Regions from separate parts of the Mus musculus genome. Here region 1 is linked to region 2. A link is a contact called in ENCODE Hi-C or POLR2A ChIA-PET data. All regions are on one chromosome and are shown on one strand. The core of a region is the stretch at or near the end of the contact, and the rest is flanking DNA. Distances in the headings are between cores, read along the strand shown. Region 1 holds the start of Tmem11 (transmembrane protein 11). Region 2 holds the start of Atpaf2 (ATP synthase mitochondrial F1 complex assembly factor 2).

Region 1 (5,742 bases), core at 2,191-4,690, 460 kb after region 2:
TGGAGGCCACCAACCCCATGACAACTTGCTGCCTAACAAATGCCCAGAACTGAGGAAGGAAACTTGAATACCCCAAGCCATACTTGTATCATGGTCAGATGCAGATCAATTATCTTTACAAGATCATCAAAAAAGGAACTCAGAGTACAGGGCCATACTCACATTCCAACACTCATGGAGATCTCAGAGATGCTCAGGAGCTCTGAGCAGCACCAAGTAAGCCATGAAAGGCCAAGCAGGGCTGTCTGAGAGCTGGTCCAGGCTGACACCCAGGTGGTAGAACACAGATACCTGCTCTGCTTTCCTAGATGGATAAGTGTGCCTCAAAGAGGCCAGCAGGACAAACGGCAATCTGTTTGCTGTGCTTGCTGTCAGTATGCTCAATTTTGGACAAGAATTCAGGTTACAGCTCAGAGTTTGACGTTCTTCATTACAAATACTGTTGTTTCCCTAGATTTAATGGAGTGGAGAGAAGAATCAACACACAAGCAGCTCTCTGTTTGCTCCTTTCCCCCTCCAATCTCAGTTTAGATCAGAATTGTTCCTATCTATTTTACTGATGGAAAAACTTCTCTCTAGGCTTAGTCATTAGCCCAAAGCAAGTACTGGACACCAGACACATGGTCTACTATCTGAGAGCTACACTTTTCACTGTACTTAATTTTAACTTCAATGTAATCGCCACACATGGCTAGCAGCTACTGAACTGCTGTCACTCAGCTCTAGTACTAGCCTGTGTTTCTGGACTTAACAGGCACAGCAAGAACCACTGCAAACTAAGCTGACAACCAGCACAAAGTGGGGCCTTAAATATAACATATGCACCAGAGTATGCAGCCACTGGCAAACACAGTGTCTGTTCAAAGCACTGCCCATTCCAGCCTTGCCACAAAGCACACAGCATCCCCTTTGGTTTCAGCACAGGGCAGGGGCAGGAAGGTGTGAAGAACTCTGGAAGTGCTCTCTCTCAACATGAAGCTGAAATTTGAGTCAGTCCAAATGTGACACGGAACAGAGTCACTTAGAAGGCACAAACAGCTTGTGTCACAGAGTCAACACTTGGTGCTCACAATCTATGGGTGCTGAGTGTACATTATTCTGGTCTGCTCCATCCTGTCAGGCCACCAAGCAGCAATGGAGGTGCGCCCAGAAGTCAGTCTGCTAGTCAGGAGGGAGTGTGTTTCCACACACAGCCTAGAGTGGGAGGCCTGACGGAGATGGGGTTCTGAGAATGAACTCTCTGGAAGGGCCCTTCCCATAAAGGCCGACAGAGGAGTAACCTCCAGGCACCAGAAGGAGGGCAGATGGCAACTCTCAAATCATAAAATCAGACGCCCATCCCTGGCAGACATACAGCACCTGCATGTTTGGGAAGAACCTTCAATTCCTGGGCAAAGGTCACAACCTGAACACCTACAGGACCCAGGACGATAACCTTACCTAGTTAAGACTTCAGTGAGAAACAAGCACCAGTGGCTCTGAGGAGAACCACTCCCTATCTAGCTTCACAGTGAGTTCTGTCTGCATTGGACTTAAACTCCCTTAAAGGCTGCTGCAGCACAACCAGCAAGGCCTGGACTAAACTATGGGCGGTTGGTTGACAAACTGCTTTTAATTAATATCTGTTTCAAGACAAAGGAAAAATTCTCCATTTTCTTAGGTAGGCTAGCAAGACTCCTGTCTCACACTTGAGGCATGCATGTTTGGCCCTTTCAGTCTGTGTCCAAGAACAAGAGTATGGCAGGGTGCAGTAGCCCAAACCTTTATTCCCAGTGCTTGGGAGGCAGAGGTAGGCGGGCCTCTGTGAGGTCAAGGCCAGCCTGGTCTATAGAGTGAGTTTCAGAACAGCCAGAGAGAGCTACACAGTAACTCTAATGACTCTACACACGTGGCTCTAAAAACAAGCAAACAGAAATATTAGGAAAGTTCTTCCCTTCTGTTGGGCTGAAATTAAAATCCTGAAAGCATCCTTAGGGATTTAAGGACTCGGAAAACAAGATAACCTCTCTGGCTGTTCTTATCTAAGAAATAAGTGGGAGTTAGGGAAAAAACAAACAAACAAACAAACAAACAAACACTCCTCGCCACTGCTTTTCCATGTCACAGTAAACGCAGAACGGATTATTTAGCATAACCGAACTCAGGAGTAAAACTGGCTACCACTTCTGCCAAGCAGGAAGACTAGTGTGGGATGGAAAAGCTGTCGTATGCAATAGCAAGAAACATGGGATGCGTCAGTCAAAAAGGAACAACGCAGATTAGTTGAGACACAACTTTTATGGTTGACAGTACTCATTGGAAACGGAGGGGAAAAAGTCAAACTTTGCTTTTTTTTTTTTTCTTTTCCTTTTTCTGACATCCACAGTAAAATGCGGAGGACTTAGCAAGACCGACTGGGCAGGTTAATCCAGTAGCGCCACCGATATACACCCACCTCCCCAAACTTCTTATCGTTGAACAGCTTCTAGTAACCTATTAGCTAAAAATAATTCCCAGAAGGAAAAGGCTACAAGTTCAACCCGAAACACGTCAACTACTCTTGTCATCCGGAAATCACTGGAAGAAACAAAACCCCTAGCGCCCCCAAACGCATTCAGTAGGAAAGGTCACTACAAAGGACTTAGGGCAGAAGTGCTCGAAGAGAACCCTCAAAAAGTGGCGACGATTGCTCGCTCACAAGGCGGCCAGGCTCAGGCTCTTGGAGGCGCGCCCGGCACGCTGCCGCTCTCAGCAAACGCCCCTATAAAGCACACGGCGCCGCGAGCCTCTACCCTCCTCCTCTCCCCGGAGCCCATCCACGCCACACCGGGCGCCCAGGCCGAGCGGGCCACGTGCGCGAGCCAGCGGCCCGGAGCCCACAGGACGCTCGGTAGGACAGCGTGGCGGCCCTCGCAGCTACTCACCCTGGCTCACCGCCCACCCGGCTGCGGGTCGCCGCCCCTCCGAGTCGCGCTCCCCTCGCTCCTGGCCGTCGCGCCGCCCCGCTCCTCCCACACCTAAGCCCCCGCGGACTGGGCCCCGCGCGTGGCGGGCACACGATCCGGAGTCGCGCGTGGCACAGAGGCTTCGCCGGCTCTGCGGTCGACCTTCGCCCGCGGTCGCGAGCCCAGCTTACCTCTCTCGGGAGCCGCCGCCGCCCGGACCCAGACGCCTCCTTCCCCACGCGGCCATCTTGGAGACTCTCGGTTCGTCGGGGGCTGGAGCCGACGCGGCTCAGGGCGCGCGGGAGCCGAAGGGAAACGTAGTCCCGTGAGCCGCGCGGACGAGGTGGGAGGTTGCGAGAAGGACTACACTGCCCACAATACCTCACGCCGGAAGCCTGCTGTAAGCTGCCGCGCGCAAGAGGGCGAGGGGGTGGGATCCGCCTTAGGAAAGAGTCTTCAAGTCGCAAAGTGCGAGTCGCTGCGCCCACCGCCTGGACGTCCTTGGGCTCCCAGAACGAGTGGCTGAAGGAGAGCGGAAAGAAAGCGCCTACCACTCCCAGAGCGCTTCGCGCGACGATCCCGCCCTCACAGCCTGAGAGGCCCAACCCTTGGCCTCGGCCCTGTTGCCCTTCACCGTGGCTTCGGCCGCTGGGGGCCTGAGTCCCCCAGTTCTCACACTTTACAATGACTTGAGCAGCTTAACCTTTCTCCTTTCCCATCTGCAGACCAGAACTCGTGCACCTTCAGTCCGAAGGTTACCTCTGCCTCCGCGGCGTCAACTGCCCCCCTCTCCTGACCGGAACTTGCCCGGCTGACAAATCCAGAGATTTTGAAGGTCTGTAGATGTGCTTGCCCTAAAACGCCTTTTCCTCCCAGTCAGGTTTTATGCTTGTCTGGTTTCTATAAAGTTCCTGGTTTTCAAATTGAATATGCAACTCCGCCTCCGATTGCCAAACTCGTAACACATGCAAGTGTGGCAAAAGAATAGGGATGTGTAGAGAGACGTCAAGAATAAGGTATGAGGGGGCTGCGGAGATTGTTCAGTACTTAAGAGCACTAACGGCTCTTTCAGGGGACTGTGGATCAGTTTCTGGCACGTGGTAGCTAACAACAGTCAGCTATTGCAGTAACGTCTGACGCCCTCTTCTGGCCTTACGACCACAGCACACGTGTAGTGCACAAAACACCCAGACACAATCAATCAATCAATCAATGCCAGTTGATAGTGCCTGGGATCCCTTCCTTGCCTGGATTACTCAATAACAAACAGCATGCAAGAGAAAAACTTGGCCTGGAGAAGGCAGGTAATGGCTAAGGACTTCAGGTTATGCATTCTTCCAGATCACTAGCCCATTCCCTACCTGAGTGTCTTTGTAAATTTTTTTTTTTTAAGTAAATTGCCTCTATTGCTAACTATGCATCTCTGATACAATTCTTTGTCCTGAGACACAAGAACCTAGGAACTTATGTAGGTGGTCCCTGTGACTCAGCCAGGAGGTAAAAATCTATGTTTTCTCTCCCATTTCCCCCTTCCTTAACTACACTCTACTACCCAGGAACATCTGTGAGAAAGCTCTCAGCTCTTTAGGAACCTGATAAAAGTGCAGGGGTGACGGGCAGTGGTGGCGCACGCCTTTAATCCCAGCACTTGGGAGGCAGAGGCAGGTGGATTTCTGAGTTCGAGGCCAGCCTGGTCTACAGAGTGAGTTCCAGGACAGCCACGGCTACAGAGAAACCCTGTCTCAAACAAACAAACAAAACAAAACAAAACAAAAAAGGTGCAGGGGCGTGTTCTCTTTCCCATTACCCTATAGCCACTGCCTAGGGGATGTCTGAACCCTTTTCTCAGCCCTACTGCAGTATGAGCAAAAAACAATGTGTACTGACCAGGGACTGCCAAGCCCACATTTAAGCTGGGAAGCAGCTAGCCAGGAGGGTCTGCCTTTACTGGGAGTCCTCAAGGATCTAGTGTTCTGGTGCCAAGTCAGAGACATGGTGGATCCCACCGGGGATCTATGTCCCTGTCTTAGATTTATTTCTTGTTGCTGTGATAAAAATACACAAGCCACTTAAGGGAGAAGAGGATTTATTTGGCCTACACTTCAGGTCATAGTCTGCGGTGGTTTTAATAACGGTCCCCATAGGCGCATATATTTAAATGTTTGATTCCCAATTGTACTGTTTAGGAAGAATGAGGAGGTCTGGCTTTTATTGTTGAAGGTGAGTCACCGGGAATGGGTTTGAGGTTTCAAAAGCCCATGCCAGGCCCTGTTCTTCTTTCTGCCTGGTGATTGTTTCAAAATATAAGCTCTTGGTGACTACTCCAACACCTGCCTGTCTGCAGCCATACTCCCCACCATAATGGTCATGAATTCACCCTCTGAAAGTGCAAACAAGCCTCTAATCAAATGCTTTCTTTTCTGAGTTTAACTGTTCATGGTGTCTGATCACCTCAATAGAAACATAACTGACAGTCATGACATCATGGCAGGGAAGTCAGAGCAGTAGGAATGTGAGAGCGCTGTCACTACATCCACAGTAAAGAGCACAGGTTGGGCTGGAGAGATAGCTCAGCGGTTAAGAGCATTGACCGCTCTTCCAGAGGTCCTAAGTTCAATTCCCAGCAACTACATGGTGGCTCACAACCATCTGTAAAGGGATCTGATGCCCTCTTCTGGTGTGTCTGGAAACAGCTACAGTGTATTCATATAAATAAAACAAATCTTTTAAAAAAGAGCGAGAGTGCAGGATGTATTAATGTGTGCTCATACCCAGTTCTTTCTCTTTCTCTGCTTGTGTATAGTTCAGGGTCTCTTGC
Region 2 (5,699 bases), core at 1,403-3,902:
AATGGCAAAGCAGGTAACGTCTCTTAAGTGGCAGAAACTTGGAGAAGCTGCCTTGGACAGGAGGCAATTTGTAAATGGTAGGAACAGGACAGGACTTCAAGCTTTTATTTCTTTGGGAATTTACCTCATATGCTGCTTCTCCAAACTACATCCTCCTCTGGGCAGAAAACAGCAGGAGGGTGGCAATGGCCTCACAAAGGTCTCTGCACTGCAGGACCTCCTCCTCCAACCCCACAGCGAGCCCTTCCTTCAAAAGCCTCTCCTCTCCTGACAAGTTTCTATGGTGTAGCTGTTCCTAACATTGACAAGTGGATTCTTAAAGAAGAAGGACTTAATAATTTACATACTTCAAAGATACACAAAAATATCTCCCACCTGGGGAGGACAAAAAGAGCAAAGCATACCCTAGGGAGGCACGGCATAAACAAAGGAACACATTCAGGAGTTCACTAAATAGGCAAAGGGTCAATTTAAGCGCATGGATGCTTTTTGTTTTCCATTGTGGAGGTGCTTGATCTGCCATCTTTTCTTCTGTATTACAGACTTACCAGTTGGCTCTTAGCATTATTTAGCACATAGTAGGTAGTCAAAGGTGAAAGAAAATAGGAATGTATGAATGAATGGGGCACAGAGAGCTATCTGTAAGTCAAGCCCGTTCTCCTCCTCCCCATACCCCATGACCTCAAGTGATCCTATCTCAGGCTCCCAAGCAGCTGATACATGTGTGTGACGCTACTCTTAGCTTCTTCCTTTGTCTTTACTGGCTTTTTCTGCCCCACTTTTAGGCCTTCGTTTGTGTCCTGATAAGCAAAAATCAGCTCCCTGGTGCATCCACTCCCTTCCCCAGTTATATAAAATCATGGGCTATAGACCATTGAACGGCTCACCACGTATAGACGCTGACCACTAAACCCAACATCCTCAGTTCAGTCCCTCAAAGCCACAACCAAGTCCTGCTGGTTGTCCTCTGACCTCCATGTGCATGCCAAGTGCACACACAGATATATACACACTAAATGAAACAAGAAATTATGGGATTTACAGCCTAAAGAATTCTTAAAGGCAATCTCATGCTTCAGATCACCAAAGAAAGCAACATCATACATGCCCAAGACCACAGTACCTCAGAGATTTTGCCAACAACAGACCCCAGGTTTGTACTCTTATGCCAATTGCCAAACTGCCTATGGAATTGTTGCCTAATGAGGGCAGTGTTGCAGCAAGACCTCTAACACCCAGTCATCACCTCTGGACATGTTACACCCCCTTTCTCCCCCATCAAACTCTTACTCATCTCTCAAGCCCCAGTTTAAATGCCCTTTCAATCACCCTGTACACGCTCATCCTTGTGATTTCTTAAGTCCTTCATAGTTCCCATATCACAATATATTGCAAACTATTGTTTCGTAAGCATAATGAATCCTGCATCTGATGTTGAGAATCATTCAGGTGAGACCACATGCCCTCAACACAAAACAACTAACTGAATTTAGAGAGGTCATCACTACTTTTCATTCACTGAAGTGAACCTCACTTGTAGCAATCTCTCTTTCAGAAGCAATGAAATAACCTTCTTTCAGTCTTATTACAGTCCTTAGTAGGTCAAAGAAGCCTGGCATAAACTCCCACTTAGAGAAAGCTGCAGAGAATGCAGAGGCTGTGGCACTGCACTAGGACAGAGGGCCCGCAAACCCCTAAGGAAGTGTGCTGTGTGTGGTGGAAGACTTAAGGCCTGCCTCTGTGCCAAGTCTTCTGCTGGGTCCTGAGGACACAACACAGTCATGAGGACACAACACAGTCAGGTCAGTCTTTGCCTTCCATAGCCTCAACCAGTCTGCTCTGTGACCTTGGATGTCCTGATTGAAAGCCCAAATTTTCCTTTCTGAATCCAACTAAGACACCTGCTCCCCTTTAAAAGGAAAAACAAACAAACAAACAAACAAGCAAACAAAAAAACCCTGAAGCTGGGAGGTGGTGGTGGTGGTGGTAGTGGTGGTAGCACTCAGGAACTAGAGACAGGAGGATCTCTGAGTACGAGGCCAGCCTGGTCTATAGAGTGAGTTCCAGAGCAGCCAGGGTTACACAGAAAAATCCTATCCCCGAAAAAATAAAAAGAAAAGAAAAAATAAAGGAAATTGAGAAAAGCCTCAAGAGCCAAATATCTCGTGTCCTGGGCACGCTGTGTCCCCTAAAGTCACCCTCGCACTTGTTTGGATGTCATTTTTCAAATTGAAACAGAACTCTGTTGCTCTAAATATTCGCATAGGCCTGAACCCTGCCTGTCACCCCGCATTGCACGTCAGAAACCTTCCTCCAGGTGAGCCCGACTTGGCTCCTGACCAAAAAGTCACATTATGTCCGGGCCTCACCTGTTGGCGGGACATAGGCCCGGGCCGGAGGCTGCGGAGCTGGCCCCGGCCATACTGAGACGGTGGGGTCACTGAGACGCCGGTCCAAGAGACCGCGCCACCGGTCCCTCAGCCGGGGGTAGATTCGCCACATCCTGCCCAAGGACCTGGGTGGACACATGCGTGGAAACAGAGTACAGGAAAAGAGCGAAGAGAACCCCACACCCCTCGCTGGTTCTGTACGGAAACCTCTCACCAAGGGTTCATAGCCCTCAGCCTCCTCAGCACGCCGCCATCTTCCTCATGACACCTACGGCGCGCCGTCGCAGCCGTGCGCCCCGCTGCGCGCCACTCCCGCCCCCGTCAATCAGCATCATAAACGTGCTCGCCACGCCCCCTCCATGCCGCGCCACGGGAAGAAAACTACAAGTCCCAGAGGGCCGTTCGCGCTCTGCGCCACGTGCTTTCTCTGTCCGCCAATGGGCGGAAGCGCCGCGTGAGCTTGCTCCCGCCTCTCCAGCGCGCCCGCGCCAATTGGAAGCTGCAGAGTGTGTGTGTGTTTGTGTGTGTGTGAGCGCGCGCGTGTGTGTGTGAGCGCGTGTGTATGAGTGAGTGAGTGTGTATGCGCGTGTGTGTGTGTGTGCGTGCGTGCGTGTGTGTGTGTGTGTGTGTGTGTGTGTGTGTGTGTGTGTACCCGCGAGGGCAAGTGGGAAGGGAGACCCAGCTCAGGTCTGGGAGGCCCTGCTTGCAGGTCTCCGGGTCCAGGTGGCAACACGAGCGCTTGGTCTGGCCTCAGCGGGCGGGTGGTTCCCCGGCCCCTCCCCCGCGCGTGCGCGCCCGGGTCCGCCCTCCCCGCAGCTTCGGCTCCCGCGCGGCGGCGGCGGTTCCTTCCCCCTCCCCCAGCCCTGGCTCCGGGGGACCCCGCGATGCCGGTCCGCACCGAGTGTCCCCCGCCGGCGGGTGCCTCAACCACATCCGCGGCCTCACTCATCCCGCCGCCGCCCATCAACACCCAGCAGCCCGGCGTGGCCACCAGCTTGCTCTACAGCGGCTCCAAGTTCCGTGGCCACCAGAAGAGCAAGGGGAACTCGTACGACGTAGAGGTGGTGCTGCAGGTGAGCGCCAGGCGGCAAGGCCGGGCCCGAGGGCCTCCTCGCGGCGCTCACGGGCCGGGCCTGCCCTGGGCTCCTCGAGCCCTCAGCCGCGGACCAGGCCCTCTCACTGCCGGGGCCTCCTGCACCCGGCGCCTCCCACCGGGACCTGCCCAGCTGATGTCACACTCTCGAACCCTACCCCTAGCCCACCCCTAGACTCAGAGCCTGTAGTGGCCAGTCTCCGACAGACCCCGAAGACTGTCCCACACTTAGAGCCTTTGACTCGCCGGCTTGGGCATCCGGAAGCTCCCCCATGACTAGCCGTCCTTTAGCCTGAGTCGGTTCTTCCCAAGTCCTGTCCTCCCTACACCAGCCAGCCCTCCCACCAGTCCCTGTCGGATCCTGAAAAACTCTCCATTGGCTGCCCCAAACTCAGTACCTCTCGATAGCGGCCAGTGTCACATTCTCCCGGAATGAAGCTTTTCCTCTGACCCCAACTCCATCCTGAGTGCCAGGGACATTGCTCCTTAGGAGAACTCAGTCAGCCCACTGCTGACGGGGGAGAGGTGGCCAACCTCCCTCCATTGGCTGAGACAACCCACAGAGGTTGAGGCTCCCCAAAGACCAGGGAGCCTCACACCCAAATATCTCCAGTTGCACCACTTAGTGTTAAGACCTTGTCTCGTGGGGCCTTCCAGTACCAAAACCCGGCGTCAGTCAGTTCATAGGCATCCGCTGCTACACTTTGCTTCCTGTCCCAGGCTTCTTACCCTACCCTGCTGTGGCTCCTTCCCATCCCTGGCAGTCCCCCTGGCCTCTCCCCAGACCTCGCACCTTGATCTAGCTGGTTGCTATTGCTGGCTGTAGTGTTGCTGATTGTTATCTGCATAGCTCCAGAGTTTCCTCCGAGCCTCAGATGCCTAAGTACTGGGAAATCTAACACAGTTTTGTTTTGTGTCCACTTACCTCCCCCTATTTGACCTGGATATCTGAGTACTGGCTGGTGGCTGCCAGTCCCTGAACAACTTTGAAACTTCAGCTTCATCTTCTCTGGGCCTTTCTTTTCCAGAACTCCACCTCTTTCTCTCCCCCTTGAAGCTTTTCCCAACTGAAGGAGATTGGTGGGAGTAGATATTTCTCTTTTATCTATCTCCCCTCTCCACAATACTCTTCTTTCTAGGTATTAAACTGTCTGCCAGAAGACCAATTCCCTGTCCCACCTTGTGTGCTTTCTCCTAATGCCACCTCCTAGGTAGTTCCCCAAGTCTTGTTCCTTGAAAGCCAGAGGTTTAGAGGTGCATACTGCCCCAGGGCCCGGGGAGATGTATATTGAACATGTACAGCATCCACCACCCTTGGTTCTAATTTCCCATCTCAGATTCTTTTGAGCAAATAGATCTCCCACTCCAAAGACTCGAGAGTGTCTCTGCTTTCTAACTGCAGCACACTCATCAGCTCTTTTCTTTCCTACCATTTGTAGAAATAGTTCTCTCAGCTTTGAGATTGGGAAAACCATACTCTTATTAAATGTAATTTTTCCCCATAAAGCTCTATCATGAAGTATGGTATTTATTGTCATTGGAAAGCTGTGACTGAGTTATTTCAAGTCTTGTTACCTACTGTGATAATCATTTTTTTTCCTCCTTAAGATGTGATACTATAGTATGAAAAAAATTAGGCTTTTTGTTTTTTTAATTCATTCAATCATAAAATTCTGGAAGTGAGTTCTCTACATGGATCATGTTTAGAGTGGCCCTGAATTTATGCCCATTTACTGATTTCTGATGTAATAGGTTCATAGCTGCCAGAGCAACTAGGTTTCAAAGGGAAGTCTGTTCCTATCATTTGTCTGTTGTTCCCTGCCTCGACAGGGGCCTTGTGAATCAGTGGAAATAGTGATTGAGTTAGAGGCATGGTTGGTAGGTGTCGGGTAGCCCATATCCTTCCGTGGAATGCCGAGTGGTGGGAATGGTTGGTGGTCGTGCCACGGAATGCTCCCCTACATCTCTGCCAGTGAGCTTGTTACTGTGATCAGGTAGGGGCATAGGAACTGTTATGTTAATTGGTCTTCTCTAGACTCAGCCCTCTGAGAAAAGTTCTGTCTTTCATAATTCAACTTCTTTCCTGCTTTTCTTGTTTGACTTAAACTATTTTTAGGAAGCAGAATATTGTTGCAGTTAAAGGCATGGACTCTGAAGTCAAATCAATGAAAGTATACCTGCTTGTTTGGCCTAAGTACTTTTGCTAAGATACACTC

The links. A loop is a pair of places that touch in the nucleus more often than their neighbours do. ChIA-PET counts read pairs that join two places held with the same protein, here RNA polymerase II (POLR2A).
Region 1: a map of T-helper 17 cell shows a loop between it and region 2 (2.5-fold over the local background). The contact joins the promoter of Tmem11 here to the promoter of Atpaf2 in region 2. A Hi-C loop is called at or near these places in 1 of 37 maps with a recorded cell type or tissue (T-helper 17 cell). POLR2A ChIA-PET finds 5 or more read pairs at or near these places in 1 of 5 experiments (embryonic stem cell).

What each region holds. Positions count from the first base shown.
Region 1 is chr11:60,875,598-60,881,339 of GRCm38, forward strand. It overlaps Tmem11 (transmembrane protein 11), which reads right to left and starts at 3,441. Exons shown (of 2, transcript NM_173453.3): 1 at 3,116-3,441. The coding sequence starts at 3,171.
Region 2 is chr11:60,414,382-60,420,080 of GRCm38, forward strand. It overlaps Atpaf2 (ATP synthase mitochondrial F1 complex assembly factor 2), which reads right to left and starts at 2,653. Exons shown (of 8, transcript NM_145427.3): 1 at 2,370-2,653. The coding sequence starts at 2,529. It overlaps Gid4 (GID complex subunit 4, VID24 homolog), which reads left to right and starts at 2,764. Exons shown (of 6, transcript NM_025757.4): 1 at 2,764-3,463. The coding sequence starts at 3,275.